Linked DNA regions of Homo sapiens: region 1 is linked to region 2. Evidence: read pairs that join two places in POLR2A ChIA-PET (ENCODE). Cell type or tissue: K562. All regions are shown on one strand. Links, peaks and the distances in the headings refer to the core of each region. The heading gives the core; the rest is flanking DNA.

Region 1 (11,577 bases), core at 1-8,000, 59 kb before region 2:
CTACAGGCTCCCGCCACCACACCCAGCTAATTTTTTGTGTTTTTTAGTAGAGACGGGGTTTCACCATGTTAGCCAGGATGGTCTCTGTCTCCTGAACTTGTGATCCGCCTGCCTCGGCCTCCCAAAGTGCTGGGATTACAGGCGTGAGCCACCATGCCTGGCAAAGGGCGTGTTAGCTTTCTGCATGGGACGTGTGTGCCAGGTGCAGCCTCTAGTTGCCATCCGTCTGGGTTGGCATCTCAGTCCCCTTGTGCCCCACTCTGCCCATGGACTCAACATCCCAACTGTGGAAGACACAGGGTCAGAGCCAAGGACAAGGAGTCCCTGTGCCTCAGAGAACAGGACAAGCCCTGGTAGGGACTGGGGCTCCACAGCGCAGCCCAGCTGGACCGTGTGTCTAGCCCAGAGCCGGGCCATCCAGCTCCCTCTCCCTGCTCCCTCACCAGTGCTGGCTTCTCTGTCCCTTCACCAGAGTCTTGAGGCCTTGAGACATACTTTGGGACCACTGCATCACTCACTCCACTTCCTCTCCCTGCACCTCCAGGTCCCCCGCTTCAGCTCACAATACCCCTCAGGACAGGGCACTCACCCCATCCAAAGCTCCTCCCACTGCTGGATGTACCTGCTGGGGCGACCCCCCAGACAGGGCCTTGCCCAGACAGTGCCCCCTTTAGCAGCCCCTTTCTGTCCCCAATGTCAGTGCCCACCCCCCGCCCAGTTCTCAGTGCCCAGGATCCCCGAGGCTCAGATGGGCAGATCAGCAGGGGCACGTGGAGCTCCCACAGCACTCCGCAGGACGGGACCCACCCAGAAAGCATGTGGGTGGGGGGCCCTTTTCCAGGACCCAGGCCCACAGGGCTCTTGTCCCAGCCTGGAGGGGATGGGCGGGTAACAGGTACCAGCCCCTCTACCCATGTGGACACCCAGCTGGGCATGTACTCCCACAGGGCAGGGCGTGGGCAGGTAGCACCCAAGCTCTCTGATCTCTTACAAGGACACAAATCCTATTGGATCAGGGCCCACCCTTATGACCTCACTTAACCTTTACCATCTCCTTATAGGCCTTGTCTGCAAATACAGTCAGGTTGGGCATTAGAACTTCAGCATCTAATATTGGGGGTGGGGAGCGGGACACAATTCAGTCCTTAGCCCTCTCCTTCCTCAGGACTCCAGCCACATCATGCACAGAACTATGGCCTGTATCCCATGGTGCTCCTCAGTACAGTCTGGGATACATTCTCAGAAATGAATCATTAGGTGATTTCATTGTTGTGAGAAGATCATAGGGTGTATGTAGACAAACCTAGACGGTGTAGCCTACTGCACACCCAGATCACGTGGTACAGCATATTGTCCCTCAGCTACAGACCATATAGCAAGTATTTGTGCATCTAAACACAGAAAAGCTACAGTAAAAATATGACATTATAATCATATGGGACCACTGTTGTATATGCAGTCTGTCATTGACCAAAACATCATTATATGCCGCATGACTATAATATTTATTTTTCTGATTACAAAAGTAACACATAATCCCGGTAGAAAGTAAATCTTACTAGTACCAATCCTCCATAATTGGGGATACTTCAAATTTTCATTATTATAAATAGCACTTCAATCAACACGTTTAGCCATCAGTCTCTTTTTGCATTTCTAGTTATTTCTCTGGAGCTGATGAGTCAAATGATTGGATCAAAGGACATGTGCAGTTGTGGACTCTTGCTGCATGATAAATTGCCTTCCAAAAGGTTGTGCCAGTTAGCATTCCCACAAGTAGAGTTTGGGAATGCCAGTTGCACACCTCCTTATATTTTAATAGTTTCCTGAGGTCACCAGAACATGAACATCTGGAGGACAGCAGCTTGCTTGGGCATCACGGACCCCATGTCCAGCTCAATGTACAGCACATAGTAGGGAATTGCGTTACATGAACGAAGATGTTTTTGATTAACTTTCTGGAAACAGTCTTAAAATTAGAGAAAAGTTCTAAGTTTTACACAAAGAACATTTTCCCCCAGAAACATTTGAGAGTAAATCACCCCAGATTACTTTGGTGAGTGTTGCTACGGGTCAGAACATTCTAACTACAATGCAACTTTCATAATCAGAAAGTTAATATGAATACATTGTTAGGTAATACATTCTGTTATGTAACCCTCAGATTCTTTTTAAGTTTTATTACTTGTCTGTAATGTCCTTTACAGCAAAAGGATCTCATTCAAATTCATGGATTGCATTTAGTTGTCATGTCTCTTAGACTCCTTCAGTCTGGAACAGCTCCTCAGTCTTTCCTTGACCTTCATGACCTTTACTCTTTTGAAAAGCAAAGTCCAGTAATGTAGAAATTTCCTCAGTTGGGTTTCTCTGATGTTTCTTTTAGTATTAGACTTGGACCATACATTTTTTGATGAGTATCCTGTGATCTCATTGCATCTTACCATGGGACCTACAATTTTGATTTGTTTTGTTATTGGTGATGTTAGCCTTGATCACCAATGGTGGCATATGCTGGGTTTCTCCTCTGTCATGTTATTTTTTCACCTTGTAATTAATTTGTATTTTGTGAGGAGGAAATTTGAGACTATGGAAATACATCTGTTCCTCATTAGACTTTCAATTTACTCATTTACTGGTATCAACATGGATTCATGGCTTATTTCATTCAGTGGGTTATAATTTGTTAATATTTTTTAAATCAGCTTTTCTTTTTAGAAATGCTTTATTTTTACAATTTCAGATTTAGAGAAAAAAATTATAAGAATTGTACAAAAAATTCTTGGATGTAATTCCTCAGATATTAACACTTTACCACATTTGCTTTATTCATTCTCCTCCTTTTCTCTTTCTAGATAAATACAAATATATATATATAATGAATTTTTTGTGAACATTTTGTAAGTTTTGAACCTGATGCCTCTGTAAATATTTCAGTGTGTGCTTCCTAAAAATAATTATCTTACATTATTATGGTATGATTCACAAATGAGGAAATTCAAGTTTGTCTAATATTAATATCTAATCTACAGACCTTATTCAGATTGTGCCAGCTGTCTCCCTAATATCCTTTGTAGCCAAAGAAAATCAAAGATGGGGATTCACAGTCCATGATGTTTTGTGTCCAGTTATCCTGTTTCTTTAGTCTCTTAATCTGAGATAGTTTCTCAGTCTTTTTGGTTTTCATGGCATTTATGTTTATTTTTGTTCTGTTTTGTTTGGTTTGGTTTTTTTGAGACGGAGCCTCATTGCTGAACGTGAAAATACATTGCTCATCTGATATGTGTATATACATGTATGTTGTAAATACTTTGCAAGTATGTTGTGTTTTGTTGATTTTTTTTCTTATATATGGGGTGTTTTAATTTTTATTTTGCTAAACCAACCTTCAAAATGTTTGCTCGTGAAGTCCTTAGGAAGGTCTTTGTCAACGTGAAAATGTATCTGTATGCCAGGCGCGGTGGCTCATGCCTGTAATCCCAGCACTTTGGGAGGCTGAGGCGGGTGGATCAGGAGTTCGAGATCAGCCTGACCAACATGGTGAAACCCCGTTTCTACTAAAAATACAAAAATTAGCTGGGCATGGTGGTGCATGCCTGTAATCCTAGCTACTTGGGAGGCTGAGGCAAGAGGATTGCTTGAACCTGGGAGGCGGAGGTTACAGTGAGCCAAGATCGCGCCACTGCACTCTAGCCTGGGTGACAGGGCGAGACTCTCTTTCTCAAAAAAAAAAAAAAAAGTATCTGTATAAATAGGCATTTGTGTTTTCTTCTGGTAGTTTTCTCATTTTGTATATTTAAAATTTTTAATCTATATTCCACCAGGAACCTATTTTTGTGACATAAAAATCAGCTAGTTTTCTCCAAACAGCAGGCATTCCATTTATGAATAATTCATCTTTTTCTACTAATATGAAATGTCACCATTATCAAGTTCTAAATTATTTCATATATATGGGTGTTTCTGGATTTTCTAGTCTGTTCCATTCATTTATGTCTTTCAGCTGTTAGTAAATGACTTATAGAAATTAATGGCACATTTTGATATCGAGGAAGGCAAGTCATTTTTCGTTGCATTACAAAAAAATTTTAATGTCATCATAACAGTAAAAGACAGCAAGTGTAATTTTTAAACGTTAAAACTTTGGTGTTTTTATTTGGTTTAGGCAAAATTGATAAATACAGAAAGAGCTCACATCTTGAGAAAATTCTTTCTATTCAAGAACATGAACCATCTTCCCACTTTCCTTCTAAGGTTCCTCAGTAAAGTATATATTTACATAGGGGTACGTGGATAGAAAATGGATATTGGATTTTATCTAAAGAATTTTTAGCCCAGAAGTTGATACATTATGGGAACTATTTCTCTCATTATACACTTTTCTATAATGTGAATAACATGTTTAAAAGTGTATACCTTAAAAATATTATATAGACAATTCTGTGAGTTAAATCACTTTAAAATTGTCTCTAAAGTGCACTATAGGGAGATTATGGGTGCACTGGAAACCAGCTAAAGTGTTGTTTTCATTTTGCTGCTCATAGAGAGACCCAGGCCTTGACTCCTCTGAGGCTTCCACATCCCAGGTGCTGCGGGCCCTGCTTAGCTGTATTCCTAGGTATTTTATGTTCTGTGTGTGTGGCTATTATGAATGTGATTGTGTTCTAGATTTGGCACTCAGCTTGAACACTATTGGTGTATAGAAATGCTTATTATTTTTGTAAATTGATTTTATATCCAAAAACCCTGCTGAAGTTGTTTATCATACCTAGGAGCTTTTGGGGAGATACTATGGAGTTTTCTAGGTATAAAATCATATCATCTGCAAACAGAGATAAATTTGACTTCATCTCTTCTTATTTTAGGATACCTTTTGTTCCTTTCTCTTGCCTGATTGCTCTGGCTAGGACTTCCGGTAGTATATTGAATAGGAGTGGTGAGAATGGGCATCCTTGTCTTGCTCCAGTTCTCAAGGGGAATGCTTCCAGCTTTTGCCTGTTCAGTATGATGTTGACTGTGGGTTTGTCATAGATTGCTGTTATGATTTTGAGTTATGTTCCTTTAATGCCAGTTTGTTGGCGGTTTTTAACATGAAGGGATGCTGAATTTTATCAAAATCCTTTTCTACCTCTATTGAGATGATCATGTGGTTTTTATTTTTTGTTCTGTTTAGATGGATGAATTACATTTATTGATTTGCATATATTGAACCAAACTTGTATCCCAGGGATAAAGCCTACTTTATCATGGTGAATGAGCTTTCTGATGCGTTGCTGGATTCAGTTGGCTAGTATTTTGTTGAGGATGTTTGCATCTATGTTTATCAAGGATATTGGCCTGAACTTTTCTTTTTTATTGTGTCTCTGCCAGGTTTGGGCATCAAGATGGCACTGGTCTCATAGAGTGAGTTAGGGAGGAGCCCCTTCTCCTCAATTTTTGGAATAGTTTCAGTAGGAATGGTACCAGCTCTTCCTTATATGTTTGGTAGAATTCAATTGTGAATCAATCTGGTCCTGGGCTTTTGGTAGGCTTTTTATTATTGATCCCATTTAAGAATTCATTATTAGCATGTTTAGGGTTTGAGTTTCTTCCTGGTTCTCTCTTGGGGAGTTGTATATTTCCAGGAATTTACCCATTTGTTCTAGGTTTTCTACTTTGTGTGCAAAGAGGTGTTCACAATAGTCTCTGATGGATTTCTGTATTTCCTTGGGGTTGGTGGTAATGTCCCCTTTGTCATTTCTTACTGTGTTTATTTGGATATTCACAAACCACTGTTCATTGAAATAAAAGAGGATACAAACAAATGGAAGAACATTCCATGCTCTGGGTAGGAAGAATCAATATGGTGAAAATGGACATACTGCCCAAGGTAATTTATAGATTCAATACCATCCCCATCAAGCTACCAATGACTTTCTTCACAGAATTGATAAAAACTACTTTAAAGTTCACAAATTTCATATAAGCATTCAGTCACTTCATATTTTTGGCTAAGGTTGATGGTGGTTTTTGATAACTGTGGGAGTTTTTTTTCAAAATAATACAAAGATTCCTTTTTTTCTTCTTGGGAATTCTGTTTAACAGCCAGTTTCTCACATTTCCTCTCTAATTTGTCTCCCTTCTTCTACCATTTTATCCCACTTCTGCCTCTTTCATCAACTGGTTTATGATTTCTAAGAGAGTTACACAGAAGTAACAAGCATCTCTGGTTTAAGAACAACAGGTTGTCAACATGCTCCAGGACAACAGTAGCAAAATATATGAGGTTAGAGTCTAAAATCATTTCTGCAGAGCAGAAAAGATGAGGAAGCATAAAAGATAAGCACATTTAAGTAAAATTGTTCACTTATATATAATTCTTCAGTAATAAAGGGCAACCACAGAGACGTTCTCACTATACATACATCTCCCTCAGAATCCATATAATCCATGCTTTTTTGCATTATAACCATTTTTATTTAAATATAGACCCTACTCAGTAGACACCCATCTACTGAAACATAAAACCATCTCCTTTTAATTTGCTCATTTGGTAGATTCACTGGACAATATATATCTAAGGAGAGAAATATAATATCTGGAATATATATATGTATATATTGGACACATATATAGAGAGAGAGAACATAAGATCTGGAAAATATTAAAGGTTTTTTCATTTCTTTATAACATGAAATACTCCATTTCATTATTTTTAACTCCAAAAAAGTCTGCATCTGATTGCTAATGGTATATCAATTCACCTTAAAAATTCCATTTAGGTGTTCAGTAAACAAAACCCAGAAATACTACTTTCTTCCTAAAGGAAAGCAAAAAAACATGATCATCCACTTTAATTACATGGTCTCTATCACATAATTTATGGAACCTGTGGGTTTTAACTGTGCAAATTTGGTGTAAAAAAAAATTGACATGGATGAGATTACTAACTAGAGGTCTTTAAGATGAGTTTGATTTAACTGCTGCTGCTTCTGCTTCACTCACTATAAGTCCATCAACATCCTCTTCTAGTCTTACAGTTAAGTCTGAAGGCTTTCAGCATTAAGAAATATATATACAGGGCCAGGCGTGGTGGCTCACACCTGTAATCCCAGCACTTTGGGAGGCTGAGGTGGGCGGATCATGAGGTCAGGAGTTCAAGACCAGCTTGGCCAACATGGTGAAACCCCCATCCTTACTAAAAATACAAAATTAGCCGGGTGTGGTGGTGCACACCAAAAATCCCAGCTACTCAGGAGGCTGAGGCAGGAGAATCACTTGAACCTGGGAAGCAGAGGTTGCAGTGAGCCAAGATTGCACCATTGCACTCCAGCCTGGGTGAGAGAGCAAGACTCCATCTCAAAAAAAAAAAAAAAAAAAGAGAAAAGAAATACATATACAAAAGACTCGTGTAACTCTGTGTCCCATAAGGTTGAATTCTAAGAGACTTTCATTAGTAATAAATGTATGCAATATATATGATTTTGAACCTAAATGACACTAACTGGTTGAGCAAGGATAAAGTGCTTCTTCTATGAAACCAATCCAGAAGACCTTAGAATTTCACATGCTAGAGATCTTAAATTTTCACTCATTTGACAGATCCTTCTGTGTGACAGATACTCTTATCCTGGGTCACAATCTTGCCTTATATTTTTTTTCTTTTTCTTAAAAAGAAGTCAGACTTTCCCCTACAGGAAGGCATTCCACCAGTCTTTTTGAGATGGAGTCTCACTCTGTCCCCCAGGCTGGAGTGCAGAATGCGATGGCACGAACACAGCTCACTGCAACCTCCTCCTCCCAGGTTCAAGCGATTCTCCTTTCTCAGCCTCCCGAGTAGCTGGGATTACAGGGGTACACCACCCTGCCTGGCTAATTTTTGTATATTTTTAGTGGAGATGGGGCTTCACCATGTTGGCCAGGCTGGTCTTGAACCCCTGACCTCAAGTGATCCGTCCGCCTCAGCCTCCCAAAGTGCTGGGGTTACAGGTGTGAGCCACCACGCCTGGCCCACCAGTCTTTTTACTACAATACTCTCCAGGATATTTTCAGAGATGAAAAAGGCACTTAATACTCCTATTCTCTGCAGCATTTTTTAACCCTCCTCAGAGAGTCTGATCCCTCTATTCTAATGCTCTGCCTGATGCTGAGAGAATGAGGAAATTTCATCTATTGAATACCTATTAAAATGTATTAGGTACCTACCTATAAAGCACTCCATTTAGCTTTAGAGATGCAAAGGTGTTCAAAAGAAGCTTCCTGGAACTCCGCAAGTGGGGAAGGCAGAAATAGACACAATAAATTATAGAACAGTTTATTACAAAAGTACAAATCAAACATTGTGAAGAAACAGAGAAAGCAGCTGGAAATACATCCTAAACAGAAAAAAGCTAGAGGGATAGTCTTTCCCTTGCACTAAGGTACAACAGCATACCGAGGAGAGAAATACAGAGAGACACTAAACAAAAACAAGGCTATAACCTGAGTTAACCAACATGAGAGGAAGGACAAAGAATGAGGCTCTCACAAGGTCATTCCTGAGTTTTAACATAATCAGATAGGAAAGCTTTCAGCAGAATGCAAGGGGAATCAGAAGGCAACATCATCTCCCACTGTCCCTTATCAATTAAATATGTACATGTTCTTCCGCCCAGGCTGAAAACATGATTCTCAAGGAATATAAAAAACCCAGTGCTGCTTTAATTGACAAAGCACTGAAACAGACTGTCCCTCCCCACGTAATGATAAAAATGCGCCAAAGTCGGCCGGGCATGGTGGCTCATGCCTGTAATCCCAGCACTTTGGGAGGTCAAGGCAGGATCACGAGGTCAGGAGATCGAGACCATCCTGGCTAATACCGTGAGACCCCGTCTCTACTAAAAATACAAAAACTTAGCCGGGCCCGGTGGCGGGCGTCTGTAGTCCCAGCTGCTGGGGAGGCTGAGGCAGGAGAATGGCGTGAACCCGGGAGGCGGAGCTTGCAGTGAACAGAGATCGCGCCGCTGCACTCCAGCCTGGGCAACAGAGCGAGACAATGTCTCGGGGAAAAAAGAAAGCCCCAAAGTCAGAGTTAATCAGCTGGGGCCTGTCGCAGTCTGGCCACATGCAGTAAGGGAAGGAGGCAGGCACAGTTCTTCTTCCCTAATTCCATCCACCCTCCCTCAGCTACCAAATTATGGTTTCTGATCCTGCAAGAGTCAAATTTGCAAAGGGTGGTTGAGTTCTTATCTGACTGATAACAGTTGTAAGATAATTTCCAGCAATCTTTATATGGCATTGAAAGGTGACAATGTGCTAGCAGCCCTTGCTTGCTCTCGGCGCCTCCTTGGCCTCGGCGTCCCTTCTGGCCACGCTGGAGAAGCCCTTCAGCCCACCGCTGCGCTGTGGGGGCCCCTCTCGGGGTCTGGCCGGAGCCCGCTCCCTCTGCTGGCGGGGAGGTGTGGAGGGACAGGCGCGGGCGGGAGCCCGGGCTGCGCAGGGCGCTGGAGGGCTGGCGCGGTTCCGGGTTGGGCGCGCCTCTGCTGCCCTGCACTCCGCGCCGCCGTCGGGCGCCTGCTGGGCTTGATTGGAGGACGGGCTCCCTCTGGGCTGCAAGAGTGCCCCGGCTAGGTGCCGCAAAGTCCCGCAGCCAGTGCCATTGAGAGGTGAAGCCTGCTGGGCTTCTGGTTGGGTGGGGACTTGGAGAGCCTTTCTGTCTAGCTAAAGGTTTGTAAACGCACCAATCAGCACTCTGTGTCTGTGCCACCCGAGCCAGTGGGGGCAACACGTTTGGGTTTCCTTCCTTGCTGTGGAAGGTTTGTTCTTTTGCTCTTTGTGCTAAATCTTGCTGCTGCTCGCTCTTTGGGTCCGTGCTGCCTTTATGAGCTGTAACAGTCACTGCTAAGGTATGCAGCTTCACTCTGAGGCCAGGCCCGCGAGACCACGAACCCACTGGAAGAAAGAACAACTCCAGAGGCGCCGCCTTTAAGAGCTGTAGCACTCACCGGGAAGGTCTGCAGTTTCAGTCCTGAAGTCAGCAAGACCATGAACCCACCAGCAGGAAGAAACTCTGGACACATATGAACATCTGAAGGAACAAACTCCAGACACACCATCTTTAAAAACTGTAACACTCGCCGCGAGGGCCCGTGGCTTCATTCTTGAAGTCAGCAAGACCAAGAACCCACCAATTCCAGACACAGCATTTATTTTAAAACCAACTCTCTCAGGAGTATTTCTCTGCCCACGGGTGTCCTCACCTCCAATTGCTTTAACCTGAATGAACGCACTCCATCCTGGCCTTTGTTTTCTCACAGCTCCTAAGGCATCCAGAGATCCACTTTGAATTATACTCTTCTGAGGCCTCTTCACACCTTTAATAGGCCCTTTCACATGGGATTTAAAATGGATCCTCCCTCCCCATAATGGCTCACTGTCTTTTGCCCGTGACCAACATCTGGGCCTCTGTAAACACTCAAGCATTCTTTGCCAAAACAAATTCGGAGAGTGCAGACAAGTCTCAACACAGTAACAATTCTCCCTTTCTCAGACAAAGCAGCTCACCAGCCACCAGCCCTTCTCTCAGCCTTGATTTCCTGGATGAGTCAAATACCTGCTTCCAGAAGCAGAACATTCACAGCAAGCTCTCTGAAGTAGGATTTATTTAAGAAATAAGTGTCCTCCCACCCTCCCTGTTTGGCAACTTAGTAATTTTTTTAATGAAATGCGTTCTCACATTCATAACAGATTAGCCACCCGTTATATTGTCATGGTGATGGAAGATGGAAGTAGTTCAGAAAACATCGCTTTTATATATAATTTAATTAAGTTTCTATTGTGAAAGGGAAGGAAAGATTATATTCCTGACTAAAATAAGGATTCATGTGTAACAGAGTGGGGACAGAAAGGTATTTGCATAGAAATAAAATATTTGTTTCAAAGGTACCAACTCTCCAAATCATGTCCACTACTCAGTATTATTTTTTCAATCCAAAGTCTTTATTCCGACATATTTTATTAAAACATGACACATTAAAATTAAGAAATATGCTTATAACTAAATGGATGTGGTTTTCAAAGTGACTGTAGAATTTTTTATTCTAACAAGCAGTGTATGAGGGTTATAGTTTCTCCACATCTTTTACGGTACTTCTTATGGTCTGCCTTTTTTATTGTCCATTTTAAAATGTTATAACCATTTAAATTCTGATTGTAACTGAATTACAACTCTCTACTCTTAGATTTAAACATTTTATATGCAGTTAATTTGAAGCACAATTACTGCATCTTAAGTTTCCATTGATGTACATAAAATTATGATTTACCAACAACCAAATAATATTTTATTATAAAAGATAAATGGTAATATCAAGAGATAATGGATATCCTTCAACAATTTTAGCTTGCAAATTAAAAATGCTTCCCAAGAGCTAAGGGCACAATTTTTATTCGCATCTAGTAGAGTCACCAACCATAAAATCATTTCTTTCAACTTTATGACTGACATTTCTCAAATAAGCTGTTCTAAATCCTGATTGTTCTTTTTTTAAATATGCATGCTGCAAGGTTGCTAATTTGCAATAGGTGTCATCATGACAATAGACTGACAAAGTATCTCACACC
Region 2 (16,502 bases), core at 5,262-13,261:
CGCCTTCTTGTCAGGCCGCACGTTGGGTGCTGCGGACATGGGATTGAGCCGCCTTCGCAGCGGAGACTTAAGGCCCTTGTCCTTGCGGCCATCCCTTCCTGTCTTCTATGCCACTTCCGCATTCTTTTGTTCAGTAGACGTTGACACAGAAATGACCACCCCTCAAACCAACACTCTGCCCCAAATTACCCTCCAGGCTGACCCCGTTCCTCCTTCATCCCCCTAACTTGCAGGGCGCTAGGGACACAGAAGCGAGGCCTCCAACCCAAGGAGCCCTCCCTCCCATCTAGCGCACCGCCTCGGCGGGAAGGAAGCCCGTGGTTTGCGCGCTGAGCAGCCTCCCCACTCCCGCCCTGCCCAGCGCCGCCGTTTCACTTCCTCCCGGCCCTCCCTGCCTGCAGGAGCATCTCTGTGCCCGGGTCCCCGGGCCACGCCATGGCTGACACCTACGCGGTGGTGCAGAAGCGCGGGGCTCCAGCGGGCGCCGGGAGTGGGACGCAGACGGGGACGGGGACGGGGACGGGGGCGCGCAGCGCGGAGGAGGCGCCGCTCTACAGCAAGGTGACGCCGCGCGCCCAGCGACCCGGGGCGCACGCGGAGGACGCGAGGGGGACGCTGCCTGGCCGCGGTGAGTCGAGGCTTGCTCCTTCTCAGGGCATCATCCTGCTGTGATCCGCAGGGCGGAACCATCCTGCAGTGGTCCGTCAGGCCCTGGCGGCCGCGGGGACCCCAGCCGCTAGCCTGGCCACGCCCCGACGCTGATGTCCAGGCGTCCCTGGCCACGCCCCGGAAGCGCCCCCTGGCGGTCGCAGTCGCGGTCCAGGGGCAGGGTTCCTGGCAATACTTGTCTTGGCCGCGCCCAAAGGCTGGAGGCCACGTCCGGGGTGTGTGCCTTCTCCCGCCCGGCGCCCTCGGCTCTCCCCTTCGGGCCTCCGGGGAAGCGTCCCCGCTAGGGGTGGGGTCTTGGGACTCCCTGGGGCTTCCGGAGCTGACCCGTGGGGGGTCTGCTGCCCTCAGTTCCTGCTGACCAAAGTCCTGCCGGATCTGGCGCCTACGAGGACGTGGCGGGTGGAGCTCAGACCGGTGGGCTAGGTAAGTCAGGTAGAGCCTGGGTTGCTGGGACTTTGCTGCTTTGAGTGAACCCAGGAGTCTGGGGTTGATGGGGCATGGAGCTTAGTCCTGTGGATGTGGCTGCAGTGAACCAGGAGGACCTGGAGGCGGGGGGATGGCCTTCTTCATGTCTGCCAGCTTCCACACACCTCAGCTTCTCCATGAGACCCACGGCACCCTTCTTCTCCCAGGTTTCAACCTGCGCATTGGGAGGCCGAAGGGTCCCCGGGACCCGCCTGCTGAGTGGACCCGGGTGTAAGTCTAACGCCAGTTCCTGCCTGTTGCCTCTTGTGAGCTCGGACTGCTGATGCCCCGGTGCTGCTGAGCGCCGTGCGCAGAATGGAAACAGTGGGCCTGGATCAAAGTTAAAGTTTCTCAGGGTGGGAAATGTGGGGGCTTTGCCCCAATGACTGTAGCATTCAAGGCTTGAGGCTGGAGGAGGTAGCTAGGGTATAGTGGCTGGTGAGGCTGCACAGAGCAGATTCAAGAAAGAAGATCAGGAAGGGGCATGACCCCTGAGTTATGAAGGGGAGAAGGGACAGATGAGCTTCCGGAGACTGCTCTCCTCACCACACAGCACTAGTCCATCCTCAGCACCTGAGCCTCCCTCACTTGGACACTCAGGGGACCACACAGAGAAGTGGATGGACACTTCGCCATCCAGGCAGAACTAAGCCAGGCATAACCACAGCCAAGCAGATTAACCCCAGGCAGACCGATAAAAAGACCTCCAGATAGGCAGACAGACAGATGGACCACCAACCTGGACAGACAGCCAAAGCTTCAGAGATACAGTCCACAGGTGGACAAAGGGATCCCCAGCCAGAGAGAGAGAGACCAGCCAACAGCTTGATAGACCAGTGCAGCCAGAGAGACCACCAAACAGAGCCCCCAAAAGACAGACATCTCTGCTAGCTGGACAGCCAGGTGGACCCCCTAAGTTAGATTACTAGACAGATATAAACAGATCCCCTGCTGAACAGATACACAGAGTTCTCAGACCCCACCCCCACCCTCAGGTGGGCTGGCTGGCTGACAGACCTTCTGGCCAGACAGACTCCTAACCAACCAGATGGACTGCCAGACAGGCAGACATCAGCCACATGGAATCCTGACATCCCAGCCAGCCGGCCAGACTCTCATCTTGATGTCTTGATGGATGGACCCCAGCTAGTCAGACATGATCCTCCAGATTGACAGACAAGTCCCCCAAATGAGTACACATCTCCAGCTATTCAGACAGATGGACCCCCAGCAAATCAGGACCTATCTAGGCAGACCCCAGCCAGACCCCCGCCAGACAGACTCCCAACCAGACTGACCCCTTACTATTCACACAGCCTGCCGAGTAGCTGGGACTACAGGTCTAATTTTTTTTTTTTTTAAGAAATGAGTTTTTGCCATGTTGCCCAGACTGGTCTTGAACTCCCAACCTCAAGCAATCCTCCTGCCTCAGCCTCCCAAAGTGCTGAGATTACAGGTGTGAGCCACCAGGCTCAGCCCCCTAAGATTTGAAACACTTTAAATGGCCCATGGTAGGGTTCCTGCTAGGATAAAACATTAAGCGGCTGTTAAAAGAAATAAAAGGAGGACACGTCTCTGTGCACTGGTGTGGACAAATCTCCAAGTCACTGCAAAATGGAAAAAGTATAAGATGCTCTTTCCCTGAACCTCAAGGGTCCCGCCCCTCTCACTTTCAGGTCTCTGGACCTCTGACTGACACTGTGCCTGCCCAGGTCCCTGTATGCACTGCCACAGTGCCCTGGGCCCCATGTCCACCCCTGTCCTGCCCTTCTCTGGGATAGGGCTGGCCTTCCTCTGCCTCTGCCTGGCTGCATCCATGGTCGATCTCAAGTGCCTTGGCATGAACTCCACTCTCCTGCAGCCTTCAATCAAGGAATGATGGGGATGTGTACATACCCCACCCCACCCCTTGGCAGGGTGATGCTGAGGTGTGGATTTTTAACAGTTCCCAGACTTTCCCAGGAGGCTTGGGTTTGGGTGCCCACAGTGGGAGCTGGTGTGATATCATACCTTCGCCGGCCGCCTTTCCTTCCTGTTCTCTGTGCCCCTACTCCCACTCTAGAGCTGCCCCGTTTCTCTGTTTTCGTGAAAGAGCTGACCCTGTGCTGCCTCCCACTCTCCCAATGCCCCTGCCACTCCTGTGAGCCTGCTGCTGGTGAGGTCGGTGCTGACCTCTGTGTTGCTGGATAATGAGTCATCTATCTCTGGAGGAGAAGAAAGGCAGGTCCTCCACAGCCCTGATAAAATCTCCAAGTCTCCCAGTTTCGGGTCCCTCTCCTGGGATGCAGACCCACTGCCTGCCCAGCTGGTACGATCCACATGCCCTCTTCTTGGGAATAGGGGCATGGGAAAGTGACTAAAGATACTGTTCTGGCTGCTGTGTTCACTGTGAGTAATAAACTGTCCATTTCTCCGATTCAGAGGTCTGTTTTTCCTTTTTTTCTTCCCCAAAGATGGAGTCTTGCTCTGTCGCCCAGGCTGGAGTACAATGTCGCAATCTTGGCTCACTACAACCTCTGTCTCCGCCTCCCAGGTTCAAGCAATTCTTCTGCCTCAGCCTCTCAAGTAGCTGGGATTAAACGCGTGTACCACTATGCCCAGCTAATATTTGTATTTTTAGTAGAGATGGGGTTTCACCACGTTGGCAAGGCTGGTCTCGAACTCCTGACCTCGTGATCTACCTGCCCCTGCCTCACGAAGTGCTGGGATTACTGGCGTGAGTCACTGCTCCCGGCCTTGGTCTGGTGTTTTATACACATGTGCATGTGATGTGGAGCTGTGCAGGCCACCTTGTCAGCATGCGAGGAGGGTCCAGTCTCTGCGCCTTCTTGGTTTCTGACTTCACACCCAGTAGCCTCACTCCTGGCCCAGCATGGCAAGCACAGTTTCCACTCAGGCATTTGCCCTGGTTATTCTCTCTGCCTTGGATACTTTTCTCCTAGATTCTGCCTCTAATATATTTGAACATTTACCTCTTAATATTGTTTCCTGTCTCTCCTGATCAGAATGTAAGCTGCGTGAGGGCAGGAGTTTTTGTTTGGTTTACAGCTACTGTCCCAGCTCCGAGAACAGTGCTGACACTTAGGAAGTGTGCAGGCTGATTTATCTCACACCATTTACTCCGGGTTTCCTCACTTCTAGTAAAGTATGACACCTTGTCTCAAATATTCTTTTCCTCTTTCCAGACCCATGTCTTTGCTCATGTAGATCACTACTTCAGGCTGACATAAAAACCGTTCTCTTGTTAAGAAAGCTCAGCAATGGGAGAGGCAATCCTCCACCCGTCTCTTGCTCTCCTACAGGTCTTTCCTGGAGGTAGTGGGTTGAATGGTGGCCCCCAAAAAGATAGGTCCAAGTCCTAACTTCTAGAACCTGTGAATGCGACCTTATTTGGAAAAAGGGTCTTTGCAAATGTAATTAAAACACCTGGAGATGAAATCATCCTGTATTTAGGATGGGCCCTAAACCCAATGATGTCTTTATAAGAGAAAAGAGAGAGAGACGCAGAGACAAAGAGAAGAAGGTCATTGAGATGGAGGCAGAGATGGGGATGAAGTGTCTGCAAACCAAGGAATGCCAAAGATTGCCAGCAAACCACCAGGGGCCAGGAGAGAGGCCTGGCCGATTCTCCCTCACAGACAGTAGAGGGAACCACCCTGCTGACCCGTCAGTTTCAGGCTTTGGGACCTCAGAACTGTAAGAGAATAAACATGTTTTGAGCCACACGGTTTATAGTCATTTGTTATGGCAGCCACAGGAAACTCACACACTGGGTATCCAGGAATGCAAGGCCTGGCCGCTCCTGAACTGGGCATCTCAGAGCTGTGTTTGCAATAGGACACTGCAGCAGGTGATGTTTCCTTCTGGATATGCCCTGAGCTCAGGGCTCCTCTTCTGCAGTGCAGCCCACTGGGTGCACAGCATCTGTCTGGGCTCTCACAAACCCCCATGGGATGTGGGGGTCAATGGGACCGTTGCAGGCACCATACTCGTGTTGCTTTGTTTCTGACCCAGTAGGAACAGTGAAGGCTCAGCTGTCAGTTTCCAAGTAGGATCGGATCTGATGATGCCTCCTTTTCACAGGAGTTAGTTACTTCTCCTTTTCTGCTTTCAACATCCCCTGCCTTGACTTCTCTCCTTTGTATGGCATTTGTTTGTCTTAGACCGTGACGTCCTGAGAGAAAACTAGGCCCCATTTGTGGTTAGGTTGGTTTCCAATCTCAGGGGCAGAGAGCTGCTTTACATAATTGATGAAAACTTTGTTTCTGTTTCCTAACTCTCGATTCAGTGCTTTTTTCACATACTCCCAAGCTTACATGTCCTTGCTACCTTCAGAAACAAAACATGGTATTAAAAGTTGCTGCTGGATATTGGGCAGCTGATATCTGACCTCATGAAGCAGAAGGGGAGGGTGAGGAATTGCCACTTGCAATAGGGATCCCCTGAGCTTCCCTGATACTAACATGGTGGGGGGGGGGGCTTGATAAAAAACAAAGGGCAGGCTCAAGAGCTCAGGGCTGCTGCTGAGAGTCTAATGGCTTCTCAGCCCCTGGTAACCTTACCCTCCAGGCCCTACTCCCACCTCCTCTCCTGCCTCCCACCCGGTCAGTGCTCCACCAAACTTCACTGCCTTACTGGAGTGCTCCTCCCTACCCTCTCCTTCGGCCCAGTCTCCTTCATCCCGGGAGACCCAGCTCACATCTCACCTGCCCTGGGGATGTGGGGCCTTCTCCCTCTCCAGAATTTCTCTTCCCTCACACTGCTCCTCAGAGCACTTGGTGTCCACTTCATCACACCCCTGCCCTGGGCCGGCAGGATCCGGGGGCTACAGGCAGGTTCTATGGGTCAGGGATGGGTCTTGCTCCTCTTTGCCACCTAGGTGTTTGGAGCTTCCCCTGCACAGAGCAGTGCTCCGCAAATGCTTGTGGATTTCAGCTCAGTCAGTGTAATTGCTCAGTTGTGTACCAGAGAAATGGTCTTGTTGGAAAGAGCCTGCAGAATGCCAACTGCAGCCTCAGCGAAGGTGATAGAAAATATCACTAAGCAACGATGGCTTATCACTCTTTGTTCAATTATAGCTAAGTTCAGCCCAAACATAAGGTCAATATCTGAATAAACTATGCAGTAAGTGGGAATTGTTTCATTTATTTTATGGCATAGTTATTTTAGAATATACAAAATGGTCGAGGAGACATGAATCCTTAAGAGTGTATGAAAAAGACAAGTGTTTATAAAGCCATACCAGCATCCAATCAATGTCAGAAGCTTTAAGAGCTGAGAAATGTCCAAACATAAAGTGTACTTGAGAAGTGATTTCCATTGGATTCCATTGCTCTCAAACAGACCCTGGCTCTGCAGCCTTACTTTTGAGGATGACTTCTCCAACAGATCTGTCTGCCTGTCTGGGGACAGATGATTGATGAGGTCAGCAAGCTGAACGATGTCACCTCTCCAGCCCCAAGCCTTTTTCAGGTACCAGAAATGGGAATTTTTATATTATCTCATTTAACATGTCTTGGCGAGCAGGACCCCAGGTTTTTAAGTCTTTGGGTTCTCCCATAGGTTTAGCACTGAGTTGTTGATCAATAAACATTTTTTGAATTTAATAAGAAAAGAAAAGCTTGGTGGGAAAGAGCTCTAAAGTTGAACTTTCTCCACCCTGACCTTCAAACCAGTCAAAGAGCCCCACCAGGGTTTGGGATCAGTAGCTCTGCCACTGCCAGCCAATGTTTCAAATTTGCATTGTCATATGTACAGCAGATGCCTCTAAGCAGTCAGCATCCAGAATATCAACAATTACTTGCAATATTTTGGTGAGATAGCCGACTTCCCCAGAAATGTGCCTACTGTATACACACCATCCCCAGTGTTGACATTTGGAAAATGGGAGAATCTCATGATCTCCTTGAACCTGGGACAAATGTGTTTGGTCCCTTCCTCACTGAGGCTGAACAAAGTCCATTCCAACCCTGCAATACAGAAATGTGGCCCAAGTTGCTGAGTGAGTGGGGAGGAAGTAGTCGCTGCATAGGCCGCTGGCAACTACTCATTCAGAGGCCTTTGTTCGTTTGATTTTGCTTAGACAAACCTGACCCCATAGGCACACTCAATTCATCAGCTCATGTGTCCCATGTGCCAGCAACAGAATAGTGTGCCTAAGATGTGTTCTCTAAGTGACTGAACTTTCCTGCTTTTCAGGCAGTCTAGTGATGGGTCAAGAGAGCCTAAGAGCTATTTGAATTGAGGAGGATTTTGATTACACTAGAATAATCAGACTTCAAGAAATTTACCATTAACACCAACTATGTGCAGCTCTCACCATTAGTGTCTGTCTTCCTACACAAGTTTATTGTTAAATTATATTTGTCTTTTTTTTTTTCCTGGAAAGGCAAGTTAGATGTCTAGGGGATTTTATGTCTGATAAATGCCTCTAGTTGGAGATGTATTACAAAGAAATTTAGACTCCCCAGGACTGAGTGGAGTAATTAGTGTATTTCTAGAATGGCTTCACCATTTGCTGGAAGACAGAATATGCTTCATGGCCATCTCCTACCAATTTTTGGCTCCTTCTTTCTCCTCCCCAATGCCCCACCCCTACTCTTTCCAACATCAGCTATTTTTATGTTTTCCCCAAATCTGAAGCTTCTTGATATATGTAGTTTTGAAGAGAGACGCACAACACTGTTTTCTTCTAGATAGCTGAGTTCTGTGGTTCTAAGATGAATAGCTAGTTCTAGCTTTAATGTGGAATTGAGGACATGGTGTTTTGGGTAGGTGAGAGACAGAAAATCATGATATGTTAGAACTAGAAAGCACCATGTTTCCTAGATGAGGGAAAGGGGAGAGGATGCAGGTAGTGGTGGTGAGGAACTCAGTCAGGAGACAGTTACCAGTGGATGTGAAGAAGGATAAGGGCAACAGAAATGGAGGTGCGACTACAAAGTGGTAAAAGAACATTGACTACCTGCTCAGGGCCAATGACCTGCAGGCAAGCAGGTCAAAGCAGGGAGTTCTTGGCAGGTGAAATTTATAACAAGATAGAGTGCTTCTTGCAGTGTCTGTTCTTTTTTTTAGGGACAGCGTCTCATTCTGTCACCCAGGCTGGAGTGCAGTGGCTGGATCATGGCTCACTGCAGCCTCGGCCACCTGAGCTCAAGCAGTCCTCGCATCTCAGCCTCCCAGGTTGATGGGACTGCAGGCACATGCCACCATGTCCAGCCTAGTGTCTGTTCTTCAGGTTAGCAAGAGCAGGGTGGATCTAGGGCTCTGAGCAGGACTGGCTGATCAAATGTCTTATTCACACTGGGAAGCTGTTCCCCCGCATGAGAGCAAGAGATAAGCCCACATCCTGTGTGGCCTCTGGATGCCCTTTGAAGCTGTATCTGGGTTCCAGCTTAGGGAGCTAGAGTCACTGGGAGGGCAGAGCAGGCACAGGAGAGTCAGAGTTGCCAGTCTTGCTTTGGTTCCACAGGTTTAAGGGACAGAATTTGCTTCAGTGGCTTTGTCTCCACCTGGTTTCATTCCCACATTCACACCCACAGGGGTGACACTCGGAATGTGTGGAAGGAGGAGCCAGGGTGTTGGGACAGGGCAGGCTGGGGGCAAGGCCAGTTTTCAACCCCATGGACCTGCGAGGGGGTGGCATGCATTCAGCCCCTGCCTGTGTCTCTGGTCTGGAAGGAATTGTTGGCATTAAAGGACGTGCCAAGGGCTAGGCACACTCAGAGAGCAGGGTGCAAGTGGGAGGCGAGGAAGGAGGGGATGCTGTGCAGGGTACTGGGGGCATGTGCAGCCGCTCACCTGACCTGCTGGACAGGCCATGGCTCAGGCACCGGCCTGCGACCAGCACAGGTGGATCAGATTGGTCTCCCAGTCAGGAGTTGGGAAGTTGAGGGCCAGGAGTTACTGGATTACCCAGAATACTCAGACTTAAAAAGCAAGCGGAGAAACTTGCTGTGTGTGCTTAGATGTGGACATGGAAAGGCCTTGCTGGAAAAAAAAAGAGCAGAATGTAAAGTATACGTTGCAGGAGATGAGTAGACCCAGACGTGGGGTTGTACTGTGCCTGAGATGCCATGGGACACCCTGTTCTGGAGGACCCCGAATAGCCACACCCAGATTCCTGACTCAGGGAAGCTGTGAGATAAGAAGTATTGTTGTTCAAGCTTCTAAGATTGGGAATAATTTGTTTTACACAGTAGATATGAAATGTAAAACATGTCACCTGAAAGGACATGGACTGTTTGGGGACTCCCCTAAAATCCATCCTTTAGATCAGGAGCCTGCCCAGGATTTGCTCTCACCCTCTGGGACCTGGTGACTCTCGTCCAAGATGCTCCTTCTCACCTGGCTTTAATTCTGGGGCCAGCCTGACCCCTGCCAAGGCCGAATATTAGGTCTTTCTGCTACCAGAAAGTTCCTGAGCACGACTGAGCTGTCCTCTCACTGGAGAAGTCATCCCCAGCTGGCAGTCAACAGAGTGGATTTACAACTGTGCCCATACCCTCTTGGCAGTCACCAAAACACGAACTTGGTTGTCATTGTTTGGTCCTCAGAAGCGTCATCAATTTGGAGTATATGGGGAAAACATCCAATTTCTGGACCTCAGCAGCTGGTAGTTATGCCTCATGAAGCCAGGTCCAGGAACTTAGCCAGTCTCCCTCTAGGACATTCTATGTCATCTCCCTATACCATCATCACAGTGAAAAGACGGACAAGGGGCAGGTCTGTCCCCTAGGGAGTCAGTCCTCAGGAAGTATTTGTTGAATGAATAAAGATTTTCCCTTACATGACTGATAGTACACTATATTTATAGTCGTATGTCTCACTTCTCTATTTAGCACTGTCCTTGAGTGTCTCTGGGCCAGTGAGCCATCTTTGTAGGGCTGCATCACACACCAGCTTATGGTGGCCACTCGTGGTCATGCCATCCTCAGCCTTGTCTGCACTCTGCCCTGCCCAGCATGGCCTGTGGCACGTATTTGCTTTGTAAAACTTCTTTACTGCACCTATATATGGAGGGCATTTTCTCTGTTAATAATAATGGTGAGATGTACATACATTTTTTCTTTCTTTCTTTTTTTTTTTTTTTGTTGAGTCTGTCGCCAGGCTGGAGTGCAGTGGCGTAATCTCGGCTCACTGCAACCTTCGCCTCCCAGGTTCAAGCGATTCTCCTGCCTCAGCCTCCCGAGTAGCTGGGATTACAGGCGTGAGTCACTGTACCCGGCCTTACATTTTTCATTTGCGTGTGTATCTATTTGCTTATGATTGATGCCCAAAAGTGGACTCCTTGGGTTAAAAGGCAGTGAGAAAGAGAACAGCAGCCCCTGACATGCAGGAGCTGGGCCCTGGTATTCTGCTGAATGTAAACTATGTCATGGAACATAACATGTCAGGCAAGTCCACCCCGACCATGAGGGATCGAGACAGGACCAAGCCCCTCTGGACTCACATCTGAGCACAAATGCACCATCCCCGCCACAGAAGCCACGATGCCCTGTGCTGGCTGCTTGAGCATGGCGGCTGCCTTGCTGGGCAGCTCTTGCCTGGCTTCCTTCCTCCTGCTTGTAAAGAAAGACCCCCAACCCTAGAGCTAGCCCCACTTCCTGACAGCATCCATCCAAGCAGAGCCCGGGTTCCTCAAACCCCCTTGCAGGTCACCCAAGCCCTAATCCTATCATCGTTTCTTTCTAACAACCTTACTGAGTGGGACACACAAGGCTCCCCAGGGTATGCGTTCTTCCTTGCTGCAATGAGGAACAAGCCCAGTTTATTAGCCTACAGTGTGCTCTGGTGGTCTCTGACTGAGGGGTAGGGGAGAACATGGTTAAGACACATTAAACCAAACTCTTTTTCCAAAAGGTTGTACCAATTTACATTCCCACCTGCAGGTGAATCTGCATTGTCTTCCTTCCAGAATTGTTGAGAAGATCAAATTAAATGAAATGATGTGGTGTTGACCAAACAAAGGCCTTTCTCCATGGGGAAGTTGCTCTTCCTCAACAGAGAGCACCTTCCCAGGGATCTTACCCCTGGAGGGGAGTTAGCCCTAAAACCAAGGTTGGTGTTCAAATAAGATGGCAAATTTCACATCTCAAATGCCATCACTCCAAATTCACTCATTCATTCTATGAATATTCAGTGTCTATGATATGCCTTGCAGATAGATCAGTGAATAGATCAATGAAAGCTCTGCCCTTTTTAACTCAAAGTTTTCACTTATAGCAAGAAGAGATGGACAATAAATCTAAAATATGCATAAATAATGTTGACATATTATTTGTTGCTGACCAATGCCATAAAGAAAACTAGAAAGTGAGGGAGAGGAAGGCTTCTGGCATGGGCAGACAGATTGCTCTTGGCCAGTGACCAGGGCTGCATGTCAGAGGGAGGCCATGTGGAAATGGGGGCTGTTTGGGGAGTGAGGGAGGAAAGCCCATTGACTCACCTCCACCTTCAGACTATATTGTGTTCTTTGTCAGCTTAGAAAATACTGCATATTTAATCAAGTTACCAAAATAATTTGAAAATGAAATTTGACAAATGGATTCTACTATTCATCTGTGAGAGAAAATGTCCAGGAACAGCTTTAAATTTTAAGAGCTGTAGCAATTAAGGCCGGGCGCAGTGCCTCACACCTGTAATCCCAGCACTTTGGGAGGCCGAGGCGGGTGGATCACGAGGTCAGGAGTTCAAGACGAGCCTGGCCAAAATGGTGAAATCCCCTCTCTACTAAAACTAAAGAAAATTAGCTAGGCATGGTGGCGGGTGCCTTGTAGTCCCAGCTACTCGGGAGGCTGAGGCAGGAGAATCGCTTGAATCCGGAAGGTGGAGTTTGCAGTGAGCCGAGATTGCACCACTGCACTCCAGCCTGGGCGACAGAGTGAGACTCCATCTCAAAAATAAAAAAAAAAAAAAAAAAAGAAAGAAAAAAGAGCTATAGCAATTAAAATGGCAGAGATGGAGCAATGGAACAAAATTTAGGTCTGAAAAAAAGCCCATGTATATTGGGAATTATGGGATGTTTTGAATGGGTGGGAAAAGTGAATAGATTGGTGTTTAGAGAACTGATTACAAAGGTGGAAAAAAATAATTTGGCAGCTCTGTTTTTCACCTTAACAAACATACATTTCACAAGGATTTTTTTTTTTTCTTTTTGAGATGGAGTCTCGCTCTATAGCCCAGGCTGAAGTACAGTATGGCACAATCTTGGCTCACTGCAACCTCCGCCTCCCAGGTTCAAGCAATTCTTCTGCCTCAGCCTCCCAAGTAGCTGGGACTACAGGTGCACGCCACCACACCCGGCTAATTTTTGTATTTTTGGTAAGGACACGGTTTCACCATATTAGCCAGGCTGGTCTTGAACTCCTGACCTCATGATCCACCCGCCTCGGCCTCCCAAAGTGCTGGGATTATAGGCGTGAGCCACTGCACCTGGACAGATTTCACAAGGAATTTTTAAAAGCTAAACATTTAGGGCCGGGTGCGGTGGCTCATGCCTGTAATCCCAACACTTTGGGAGGCCAAGGCGGGCAGATCACAAGGTCAGGAAATCGAGACCATCCTGGCCAACATGGTGAAACCCCATCTCTACTAAAAATACAAAAAATTAGCTGGGCGGCGTGTGCCTGTAATCCCAGGTAATTGGGAGGCTGAGGCAGGAAAATGGCGTGAACCCAGGAGGCAGAGCTTGCAGTGAGCCGAGATCGTGCCTCTGCGCTCCAGCCTGAGCAACAGAGTGAGACTCCATCTCAAAAAAAAAAAAAAAGCTAAATATTAAAAAAATTATAGAGGTATATCTGAAAATATGGAATATTACATACCCTTGGGGTAGAAAATGCCTATCCACATATCTAGCATCTGTCTCTCTTATGACTATATTTGGAAGTAATACATGTGATCAAAATAAATGAAAAGAATGGAAGAACTTTTTTTTTTTTTGAGACAGCGTCTCACTCTTGTTGCCCGGGCTGGAGTGCAGTGGTATGATCTTGGCTCACTGCAACCTCGACCTCCCAAGTTCAAACAATTCTCCTGCCTCAGCCTCCCAAGTCACTGGGACTACAGGCGCCTGCCACCACACCCAGCTATTTTTTTTTTTTTTTTGGTATTTGTAGCAGAGATAGGGTTTCACCATGTTGGCCAGGATGGTCTCGATATCTTGACCTCATGATCCACCCCCCTCAGCCTCCCAAAGTGCTGAGATTATAGGCGTGAGCCACCGCGTTCAGCCAGGAAGAATTTTTTAAAGGTTAAAATATATGTATGTGTATATATGTATATATGTATATGTCAACTAAAATTGGCTTACAATTCTAACTCTCTTTAATAATTATAGAACACTTAACTAGGGTCCCTAGATGAATTATCAGGCATTGTCAATACTATTTGCCTTGAAAAGGGTCCAATATATTGCTCCCTTTGGGAAATGCTAGTGCACACCACAGATGGTGCAGGAAACCACTGGCAGAGTGGCCACTCTCTCTCCCACCCCGTCATTGACATGACAAACAGCATCCCCTCGTTTTACACTAGGCCAGATCATGAAGAAACTAAGCTATGCTTCATTTTGTGCAAATCCATTGCATCCAGATTTGTAAGCCATCATGTATGAGGTAATGATTTGTTTTTACCAAACTATACAATAACATTTTTGGTTCCACATGTAAGAGCCAGGAACAGCCAGAGAGTGTTGGTTAGCTGATCCAGCTAACCAACTGTAAGGCACAGTCCCCTGCTCTGGTTCTGACAAGTACTGATGGCCACATCTGGGACCTGAGGCAGCAAAGACCCTTCTCGGTGGCCACTCAGCCAGACTTCACACAGGCCCGGGGTGCTGCTCATGGCCATTCAGATATACAGCTGCAAGGCCTGGAGGCCACACTTCAAAAACGGCAACAGGCAATTCTCATTCTTCTCCTCTGCCTCTTCCCACTATTTCTCTGTTTTCAATTCCTCTTTCTTGTTTTGCACACAAAGTTCCCTGAGATGTGCTTAACTCAGCTGGCTTAGCCACAGCCCAGCATAGGGCACTCAGCTATGCCCTGTTCTCAAAGCAGACCCATCACAGGCTGCTGGGCTTCCTAGAGCCAGCATCCTTATGCAGGTGTCACTTATCTAATACAGGTGCCACTAGCCATGTGTGGCTATTTCAATTCGTTTATTAAAAGCAAATAAAAATTTTAAAAATCCAGTCCCTCCATTGCACCAGTCACATTTTTTTTTTTTTTTTTTTGAGACGGAGTCTCGCACTCTCGCCAACGCTGGAGTACAGTGGTGCCATCTCAGCTCACTGCAAGCTCCGCCTCCCAGGTTCACACCATTCTCCTACCTCAGCCTCCCGAGTAGCTGGGACTACCGGCGCCCGCCACTACACCTGGTAATTTTTTGTATTTTTGGTAGAGACAGAGTTTCACCATGTTAGCCAAGATGGTCTCGATCTCCTGACCTTGTGATCTGCCTGCCTTGGCCTCCCAAAGTGCTGGGATTACAGGCATGAGCCACCATGCCCAGCCTCCACCAGTCACATTTCAATTGCTCAGTAAGCACACATGGCTTGTGGCAGCCATGCTGGATCCAGGTCCAGAACATTCCACGGTGGCAGGAAGTGCTACTGGACAGTGCTGCTGTCCCCAGCACTGAGGACAGTGGTTGCCAAGTTATCCTCCCCTACAGCTTTGTCCATTGACATGTCTGCAGAGCACAATGACAGTGACTGTTCCCCAGACCTTACCATCGGGGCTATTACCAAACTTTTCAGTCCTTGCTTATAAGACTTTTTTATTTTTTTGCTTGAATTTGCAAGTTTTTAATTATCAGTGAGGTTGAGTATGTCTCATATGCTTGTGACCAAGTGTATTCTTTTTTTCTGAAGTAACATTCATATCCTTCATCATTTTTCCACTTTTTTTTATCTCATTGATTGAAAAGTTTCTTTGATAAGGTCCTTTGCATATTGAGAACAAAGGTCACCATTGTTTCTATGGGTGAAGAGGCCTCAAGCTTAGTGGGGTGGGCACTTAAGAAGTGTGAACATTTATGCGCTTTGACCCACTTGCAATAATTTATTCTCCAAAAACAACTGAAAGTTCAACAGAAGGCAAGAGCTGTGTGTCCAGTGGTATTCATTTAAAAAGAAAAAAAAAAAAAGCAAAGGAAACAGGCTGGGTGGGGTGGCTTATGCATTTGGCAGGCTGAGGCAGGAGGATGGCTTGAGCCCAGCAGTTTGAGACTAGGCTGGGAAGCACGGTGAGACCTCGTCTCTACAAAAAATTTAAAAACTTTTAAAAAACAGGAAACAACCAACCCCTACAGTTGAGAATTATTTTGGGATGATATGCACCATGGAAAATGCTTCCGATACAATATTGAGTGAAATAAGCCAAATGCAAACTCGCTACATGAGAATAACAGCCACAGAGAAATATGCAAATTTCCTCATGCAAATAGCCTCTTCCCGGAAAAGAATATGGAAAAATAGAAACAGCGATGTGTAACAGGTGGAGTTGCAGGAGACCCTTTTACCAATAAACTTAATCAGGAGATAATGTGCCCAGAGGTGGAGAGGGATGGAAGCAAGTGGGCAGAGGTGCACGTGTCCTCTGAGAGAAGGTATTCACTGGACATTACCCCATGTACTGGAAAGGAGCCCTCCTTCCTATCCGGGTGCCCCAGCATCAGTCACAGGGCACAACTATGTCATGTTTGTCGTGGCTGTCTCTGATTTTTTTCTGTTTTTCTTAACATTTTTCTTTGGATGTCATCTGATCCTTCTTTTTACTTTTCACATCACAAATACCAGTACAATTAATAAAATAAAAATATTTTCATCAGAGTACTCTGTAATTATTACATCACCCCCAGAAGTGCACACGCCAGGGTCTGGGGAATGCAAGAGACTAAAGGAACTACATGTTGGCTTGACACTTTTGTTCTGCTGAATGAGCTCAGTTTAGATGGTGCTCAAGCCAACAGAGGAGCTTCCTGGACACAGCCTGTTTGCGGCTTTGCCCTGAGCCCCCTGCCAGGTCAGCAAGACTGCAAATGCCTGGAGCCACACTGAGCAGATGCTGGGCCTCCGGCTCGGCAGGGCTGTCAGCAATGGACACTGGGTGGAGAGCCTGGTGTTAGAGGCCACTGACTACTGATGATGATTTAGCAAAGTACAAGAAATGGTTTCTTTCCAGAGTCTCTTACCCAAAATTAAGCAGTGGGTAAGATAAATATTCTTAGGAATGAACCTCCTGGATAAAAGCACCAGCTCTGGGAGAACTCTGACAAGCAAATGGCAAAGGTGCTGGGTGACAACCATGGCCCCTAAGCCTGGTTGCAGCTCCCCAGCTTCCAGAGTACACCTACTCTCTAGCTGG

What was found. ChIA-PET counts read pairs that join two places held together with the same protein. Peaks named below come from ENCODE experiments on the same cell type or tissue, not always from the same donor. Only the 100,000 strongest peaks of a DNase experiment are listed, where the experiment ranks them.
Region 1: POLR2A ChIA-PET joins it to region 2 with 6 read pairs; 5 of 35 experiments call an interaction of 5 or more read pairs at or near these places.

The regions. Positions count from the first base shown.
Region 1 is chr2:130,318,455-130,330,031 of GRCh38, forward strand. No RefSeq gene overlaps it. Among named protein-coding and RNA genes, the nearest start is that of TRE-TTC1-1, 13 kb to the right of the region's middle. In K562, for the core only: no CTCF peak of the experiment used is centred there; no DNase peak of the experiment used is centred there; H3K27me3 peaks cover 573 bases.
Region 2 is chr2:130,371,856-130,388,357 of GRCh38, forward strand. It overlaps LOC105373618 (a long non-coding RNA gene), which reads left to right and starts at 12,884. Exons shown (of 2, transcript XR_923330.4): 1 at 12,884-16,502. It overlaps PTPN18 (protein tyrosine phosphatase non-receptor type 18), which reads left to right. Exons shown (of 15, transcript NM_014369.4): 13 at 402-628; 14 at 1,018-1,092; 15 at 1,302-3,550. The coding sequence ends at 1,369. RefSeq lists enhancers at 1-602, 13,719-13,818 and a silencer at 329-1,078. In K562, for the core only: no CTCF peak of the experiment used is centred there; DNase peaks (open chromatin) are centred at 6,548, 6,866, 7,134 and 8,456.